Linked DNA regions of Homo sapiens: regions 2 and 3 are each linked to region 1. Evidence: read pairs that join two places in POLR2A ChIA-PET (ENCODE). Cell type or tissue: OCI-LY7. All regions are shown on one strand.

Region 1 (2,500 bases):
TGTTCCTCAGGCTTAAAGTTTGAATTAACTATTGAGTGGCAAATAAGACTCTAGCCTGTTTGTAAAGATCTCCAGAGATGATTATTCCAAAACTTCAGAGACTCATTGCTATTCAACAATTCTTTGTTTTCTTCAAACAGAATTCAAGGGTTGGGTTTATCCTCATTTCCTCCACTGTGAAGCGGAAGAACTGAACACTGGCCTCACCCTCGCTGCAGATACTTGACATTGACAAAGTGGTCTAAATGCATTTCATTTTCCTCAAGTGTCTGGTGTTTTCTGTACAGAGACATACAATCACCACCTGATGAACCATCCCTAAAGCTTTATCTCTCACTTGAATGATTTCACTCTCTGTTCCTTGCTTCCCTGCAGAACTACCTCTCTCCCTCGCACACACACTAACAATTTTACCTTTCGATATTTAATTTGTTGTAAACTTCCATTTTCTGTATCAGAACTATCATTTTTAAATTATTCTCATCACAGGCACCAAAATTCAACTTTTTTTCCTCTAGATGTGGGGGATTTTTCACAAAAATAATGCTTTTTGCCTTTTTTTCAAGTTGCTGTTTTCAGTGATTAAAGGAAAACATTCAGGCTGTTTTTAGATGTCTGCTTACTAACTCGATCCTGAGCACCCATCTGCAGAACTCCTGATCATGCCTCAGCAAAGATACCAATTACTCCAGTTTCTACTGCAGTTGCTTAAGACTAGTGAAAATTGTAGCTGCTAAACTGTGAATGTCAACCAGTGATTTCTAATTCCTCTGAAAATCAAATTTCCCTCACAACTTAGGCTGGTTTCAAACAGCAACAACTACTGTTAGACTCCTAATTTAATGTTTTCCTGTCTTCTATATTGCTCCTCTATCCTATTTTTAGCTTCTTGATGAAATTCAAGTGTAGTCTCTTTAAAGACCTGCTCCTCCCATGCCAATTTTAATCAGCAGGGTGTGGGTCCCCAGGTGCACCTTGGCAGATTGAATATTTTTCAGTGCCAAAGTGAAAACGGTTGAGTGGCTTTACTTTACATAGTAATAGCCCAGTAGAATGTGAAGGCTCTTATCAGCAACCAGCTCTCAACCGTCCTGGCTCAGTCAGTCCACTGGCTTTAGTTTTTTCTCTTAGCTTTTACTCTTTTGCCCTTTGATCTCTGTGGTTCTTCTCTGAACTCTCATCACCAAGTTAAACAGGTCTAACTGTTTTATAGGGGTTAGTGCTATAGAGAGCATTCTTAGAAGGCTCCAACCAGCCCGTCAGTAATGACACAACAGAGAAAATAACAACGTCTTGAGTGTTAAGGTTACTGACCAAGGCCCCGGGGTAATTGTCACTGCCCAATCAGGCCAGCGAGACTGACCCAAGGTGCTCAAGTTGGTGGTATCCCAAGGTATTTTAAAGGAAAGGAGTTAAAATATGTACTAGCACCATCATTTTATAACATCTAGTATTTCAGTTAATTTTTGCATTACAGATATTGTCTCATTTAATTTACTATCCATAAGAACCCTGAGAAAGAGGTTCTCACTATCTCCATTTAACAGATGAAAAAGCTAAGGCCCCGAGAGGAGGTGTTAAAAATCAGAAAGAGATTCCAGGCTTGCCTGACTTCAGAGTGCAAGCTTTTACACCAAATCATGCTGTTCTGCAAAATACGGTGGGTTGGGAAAGGGTTCTCAGCCCACCAGGGTGCTTTGGGGTCCTATTCAAATAGTCAAAATAGTAAATGAAAAAAGAAATGGTATATAGCTTGTGGCACAGACTATGAGGTGTGTTCACACTTACTAGAAAATTGTCCTCTATAAACATCGAAGTTTCTTCTTCAATGAGTGGTTCTGAGTCAACCAGAGAGATGTAAATGTTTTACAAATGTTTTACAATGGCATATGAGGCCTCATAACTTTGCAGAAACCAGCAGCTTCTATTTCACTTTCCTTACCCCAGTTTAATACTGCTTGGAAGGGTGGGAAAAGGTGACTAGGAATATAAGAAAAAATAGAGAGGAAATTGATATGGTACCAAAGATATAACATAGAAATATTTTTCTAAAATAGACTTTGGGATGCACAAACAGGATTTCTAGGAGGCTAGATCCAAGTTAGTGGTAAGTTGTCCATGCAGTTTTTGGGTCCGGGAATATTCTTGATTACTATAGAAAGCTTTGGCTGCAATTTCTATATTAATGGGGTCTACAAGCATGCCATTTTCAGACTAACATTTGTCAATGGCTCTATACTGTCAGCGTTCACTTGTCTCTATCAAATCTGTGGACAGATGGTCCCTATTTTGAGTTTATGTAAATTATTTTAGATTAATGTTATAGTTTATCATTTCTGGGTTTTCCATTCTGCCTTTTTTCCCCCCGATCCCCTTTCCAACATACCAAAATGATTTTGATACTAATTCTGTTTTCCACAATTAACTATCCATGCAGATTATCTGTAAATGAGTACGTCTCTCAGTACCACCTAGGACTTATTCCTGTAAAACACTTACA
Region 2 (2,500 bases), 260 kb after region 1:
CCTAGGGCCCTGGTGGTGTAGGCACCCAAAGGAATCTCCTGGTCTGCGTGATGCGAAGACTGTGGGAAAAGCATAGTATCTGGGCCAGATGGCACTGTCCCTCATGGCACAGTCCCTCACGGCTTCCCTTGGCTAGGGGAAGGAGTTCCCTGACCCCTTGCACTTCCTGGGTGAGGCAATGCCCCACCCTGCTTCTGCTCGCCCTCCTTGAGCTGCACCCACTTTCTAACCAGTCCCAATGAGACGAACCGAGTACCTCAGTTAGAAATGCAGAAACCACCCACCTTCTGCATTGGTATCACTGGGAGCTGCAGACTGGAGCTGTTCCTATTTGGCCATCTTGCCTGGGAATATAGCCCCCAGTTTTCTAACCAAACTCCCACAGTGGTTCAAATTAGAGAACCAACAAAGGGCTTCTTACAGTATCCTGGCCAGCCACGCTGATAGTCCCTTGGTTGCACAGTGAGAGTGAAAAGAACAGATGATAAGATTGTTGACCAGACTCAGATTTCTAGATTCAGTTATTTCAATTCTGCTGGTTATCAAACCTCCTCCTAAGGTCATGTCAATCAGATATAGTCCAGATATTAACTGGCAAATCTTGAGCATGGAAAACGTGGCTGCTGCCCAGATAGCAAACACTGGCCAATGGAAAGAGTGGCAAAAAAATGGCAATCATGTGCCCTCTGCTGCTCAATCCAGGCAATGGCCTTCTAGAGGAGATCTATGAGATTGGTCACCAAACAACAGGGTCTCAAAGGAGTAGGATTGATGGGCCCCCCAATAGATAGTGAGCCATGGTGGTCCCACCAGGCACTAAGGTCCATATGGTGATGTCCACTATGAACAGTATGAGTGCTATTTTCTCTAACCCTCTCAGTGAATCTTGAGACTTGAGTAGTTTGCTTCCTTGATGAAGGAAGTAATCTTATGAAATTTAGAGTGATACATTGTGGGATCTAACATACAGACCCTTCCTACTTTTACCCAGATCTCTCATCTTTCACAAATAAGCATGACTAGGGGTTAGTACAAGGTCCCTAGGTCCCCAGTGGGGAACTGAGGACCTACACCTAGGACAAAGTTTGAAGTGGGGGTGGGAAAAAATGACATTTCTTGGGCCTTTTGGATACTGGTCAACAAATTACTGTGATCCTCACAATCCCTGACATGAGGACGAGGAGGAAACAAATAATTCTTTCTAGTTTTTAATCTGAGGTCACCACAAACAGGACCTCTTTCTAAACCAACTATGGGGTAGATCCCTTTGGGCCACTATAAACCCCTATTGTCATGGCCTCTACTACTGAATATATTACTAGTTAAATACATTTTCTATATGAACCAACACTAGCATTTACACCCACCTCCTGATGGGATTTGCTGCAGTCCAGGTATTTCGTGGGATATGTGGAAGATCATGACCTACCAAACTACTGGCACGTAGTACCAATGTCTACCAAAACCAGTATTAACACTCTGGGGATAAAAAAGGGAATAATTTCCCTCATTGCCAAGCTTTAAGAACCCAACTATCTGTACACTATTTCTGTATTCAATAGACTCATCTGGCCTATGTGAAAGACCTCAGGTGCCTAAACTCTGTACTGATAAGGGTTCTAAAAAGCATAAGTGCTACCTTTGGCACCAATGGTAACCTGACATTGTGACAGTTACAGAGGCTGTTGTCCAGGATGAAGGAACTTGGTATGTACCAATTGACATAGCAAATGTCCTTTCAGCATTCCTCTCCAAGAGGATGATCAGGATTAGTTAGAATTATGTAGGATAGGTTACAATAAACCACTAATATCTTTCCACAAGGCTTCCAAAATTCCCCAACTATCTGTATCAATGCATAGGTTATGACCTGGACAAAGTTCCACTCCTGGAAGAAGCATTAACTTTCTGAACTGTTTATGAAATCATCCTAGTGAGCTCAGACAAGGACACTACCCAAAAGGAACCAGATGCTCTGTTCACCCACGTGCAGCATGTACTGTGCCATTATCATTGGAAAAGGCACAAGGACCTAAAACCCAAGTGAAATTCCTGGGTGTAATCCGTAAAGGCTATGGTGTAATCTGTAAAGGCTATGGTGCTCCATTCCAGAGATGATGATTGTCGATGCTTTTGGCCAGCTCTGACTCGAAAAGTAAAAATAATGTGAGCAATAAATGGGACCATTCATCTGCTGCCATGCTCACATTCAAGCCACAGAGATCAGACAGCATCCTCTATCAGGTTACCATAAAGACCACTACCTTTGAATGGGGCCTTGACCAGCATGATACCCTGGAAATCCTTCTACTGGCCACCCTGGCTGCCCTTGTACCTCTCTGATTTCCATTTGTTGCTTCAGTTACAGATCTCGGCAATACTTCTGCCTACTGACTGGGACTACAACAGATCAGAGGTGCCCATAAATGGCCAGCAGCAGATGAGAGGTACCCATCTTTTGTGAGACAATTATTGGCCTATTATTGTCCTGAGATGGATA
Region 3 (2,500 bases), 120 kb after region 1:
GAGCCAAGATCATGCCACTGCACTCCAGCCTGGGCGACAGAGCAAGACTCCGTTTATAAAAAAATAAAAAAAATTCAAACTCAATTAACTGTAGAAAATGTACCAGGGTGATAATTATATAATGATGCCTCTGGAGTGACAGATAAGAATCGAATCTTAGTTCTTAGATATTAATGGAGTTAAAAGCCTAGGTAGATGATAATGAAGGGAAGGGAAAAACTAAACATATGATTTATTTTTCTTCTCACCTATCCTTATGTTGTCTTTCTATTGTATGCTCTCCCTGGGGTTGCATAAAAGAGGGATACATAAATATAAGAAAGAGGTTATAAAATGAGTTTATCTCAGTCATCCACAAAATCTGCAGTAGTCAACAAGACAAGAAGGTGGAGAACAGAAATGGAGCTCCAATTTAGTCATAATGGAGAAGAGGAAGAGAAATGCCAGGGACAACTACTCATTGCTAAGAATGAACAAATGTTAGGTGCACTTAACTCACAATTTACTTTCATTTATATTTTGCCAAACTGTTATATGACTAAAGCTATTACAACTTGGTTATTTACATTTAGTTATAGCTTTATTTTAAAAATCACACTGTACACTAAAAATATTAAAAATTACCTGAAGGGAGTTGATTCAGTAAAGGAAGGTGGATGTCTTTAGAAAAGCTTGGACCAGCCCTATATGTTCTATAAATTGCTTTTGAAGGTGCAGTCACATAGGGTGAAGAGTACTCATAAGTTTCCTCTAGAAAAATTTGGAAAATATGTTAGCCATACAATAGATGACATTTGTAATTATTTTTAATACTCACACAGTATATATGCACACAACATCAAAGCATCTAAATATATAAAGCAAACATTTAAAAAAACTGAAAGGATACATAGACTGCAACAAAATTTCAATATCCCCTATTATTGAACAAGAGACAGGTCATCCAGATAGAAAATAAATAAACACTGGAATTGAACTACACATAAGATAAAGCATATTTATCAGACAATTACACAATGTTCTATCCAACAGTAACAGGATACACATTCTTCTCAAGTGCACAAAGAACATTCTCCAGAACAGATCGTATGTTAGGCCACAAAAGAGGTCTTAACAATGTAAGATCAAAATTACATCAAATATCAACTAGATATCAGTAACAGGAGAATAAAAAGAAACTTAATAAATCTTTGAAACATTAAACAATATGCTCCTGAAGAACTACTGTGTCAAGAAGGAAATTAAAAAGGGAAATTTAAATATATCTACAGACAAAAGAAAATAAAAACGTAACATACAAAAACTTAATGGGATGCGGCAAAAGTAGTCCTAAGAGGAAAGTTTATAGCATTAAATGTCTACATCATAAAAGAAGAATCAAATAAACAACCTAAAATTACACTTCACAGAAGTAGTAAAAGCAGAACTAAGCATAAATCTACCAGAAGAAAAAAAAATAAAGATCAAAGCAGAAATAAAGAACACAGAGACTAGAAACGATCAATTCCATTTGCCCCAGCCTGCATTCCATTCTGGTATCCTCCAATATCCTGGTTCATTTATTTTTTCATGTATGTTTTTACTGAGAAAATTATAATGCTATTGAAGGGTGAAATAGGTGACCTTACTGTATGGATTATTGACTGCCATATTTGCCTTCGTTTCTCCCTGCTGTTTGTTAATGGGAGTGTCTTCTGTGGTCTGTCCCTGTCTCACCACTGTTACATTGCATGTCTCTGTGTGTGTGTGTGTGTGTGTGTGTGTGTGTGTGTGTGTGTGTGTTGTCAGAGACAAGTGACATTTCAAAAAAAATCTCTGAATCAAAAGAAGTCATATCATAGAAGCTGCCTCTGAAAATGATTATATATCACAATATCGTGGTCTTTGGCACTGATGCCAAAATTGGATAAGAATTTGTGGGGTCCTGGGAAGAGCTGATTCTATTTTGCATGTGGGAGGGCCATGAATATTCTCAATCAGCAGGAACACTGTGGTGGATTGATTTCAGTGACGGTCTCTGTGTTCTTGCCTACTTGTATTGATGTTCTTCCATACTAACTCTGGTCTTAGTTATATGACTTTGGTGAATATGACAAAAGTAAATGAATGTGAGCAGAGACTTCAAAACTGCTCATACATTGAGGCTTGCCCGCATGCTGCTCTTAGAACTTGAAGACTCCTAGCTAGTTGGCTGGATGATGAGAAACATGCAGCCAAGTCACCTCCTGGGCCAGTTATTAAGTTTAGCCACCAAACCACCCTTCTACACTCTGCTTCATGATACTGGATCTGGGGATTCTGCAGACCACATTTTTGCTTTGCAAAGTAGCTCCAAGGTAGGCCGTGCAAGATAGGCTAGATAGAGGAAATCTGCAAATTTGGAGGAAAAAGGACAGACTTGTTCTTCTCATTTTGTTCCTGGTGGGCTTTGAGAGCTTCCTGTCTCTTTTCAGTTTCTGTGAAGAACATCCTGGTATTGTTTCCTTATCCCAAAAGTAGC

Evidence for each region. ChIA-PET counts read pairs that join two places held together with the same protein. Peaks named below come from ENCODE experiments on the same cell type or tissue, not always from the same donor. Only the 100,000 strongest peaks of a DNase experiment are listed, where the experiment ranks them.
Region 2: POLR2A ChIA-PET joins it to region 1 with 7 read pairs; 3 of 35 experiments call an interaction of 5 or more read pairs at or near these places.
Region 3: POLR2A ChIA-PET joins it to region 1 with 5 read pairs; 2 of 35 experiments call an interaction of 5 or more read pairs at or near these places.

The regions. Positions count from the first base shown.
Region 1 is chr10:32,970,409-32,972,908 of GRCh38, reverse strand. No RefSeq gene overlaps it. Among named protein-coding and RNA genes, the nearest start is that of ITGB1-DT, 11 kb to the left of the region's middle. In OCI-LY7, no CTCF peak of the experiment used is centred here; DNase peaks (open chromatin) are centred at 228 and 998; H3K4me3 peaks cover 2,500 bases; H3K27ac peaks cover 2,500 bases.
Region 2 is chr10:32,711,952-32,714,451 of GRCh38, reverse strand. All of the region lies in intron 26 of CCDC7 (coiled-coil domain containing 7), which reads right to left. Among named protein-coding and RNA genes, the nearest start is that of SNORA86, 190 kb to the left of the region's middle. In OCI-LY7, CTCF peaks have their summits at 466 and 665 (motif pointing left); no DNase peak of the experiment used is centred here.
Region 3 is chr10:32,850,057-32,852,556 of GRCh38, reverse strand. It overlaps CCDC7 (coiled-coil domain containing 7), which reads right to left. Exons shown (of 44, transcript NM_001395015.1): 41 at 625-750. Among named protein-coding and RNA genes, the nearest start is that of SNORA86, 50 kb to the left of the region's middle. In OCI-LY7, no CTCF peak of the experiment used is centred here; no DNase peak of the experiment used is centred here.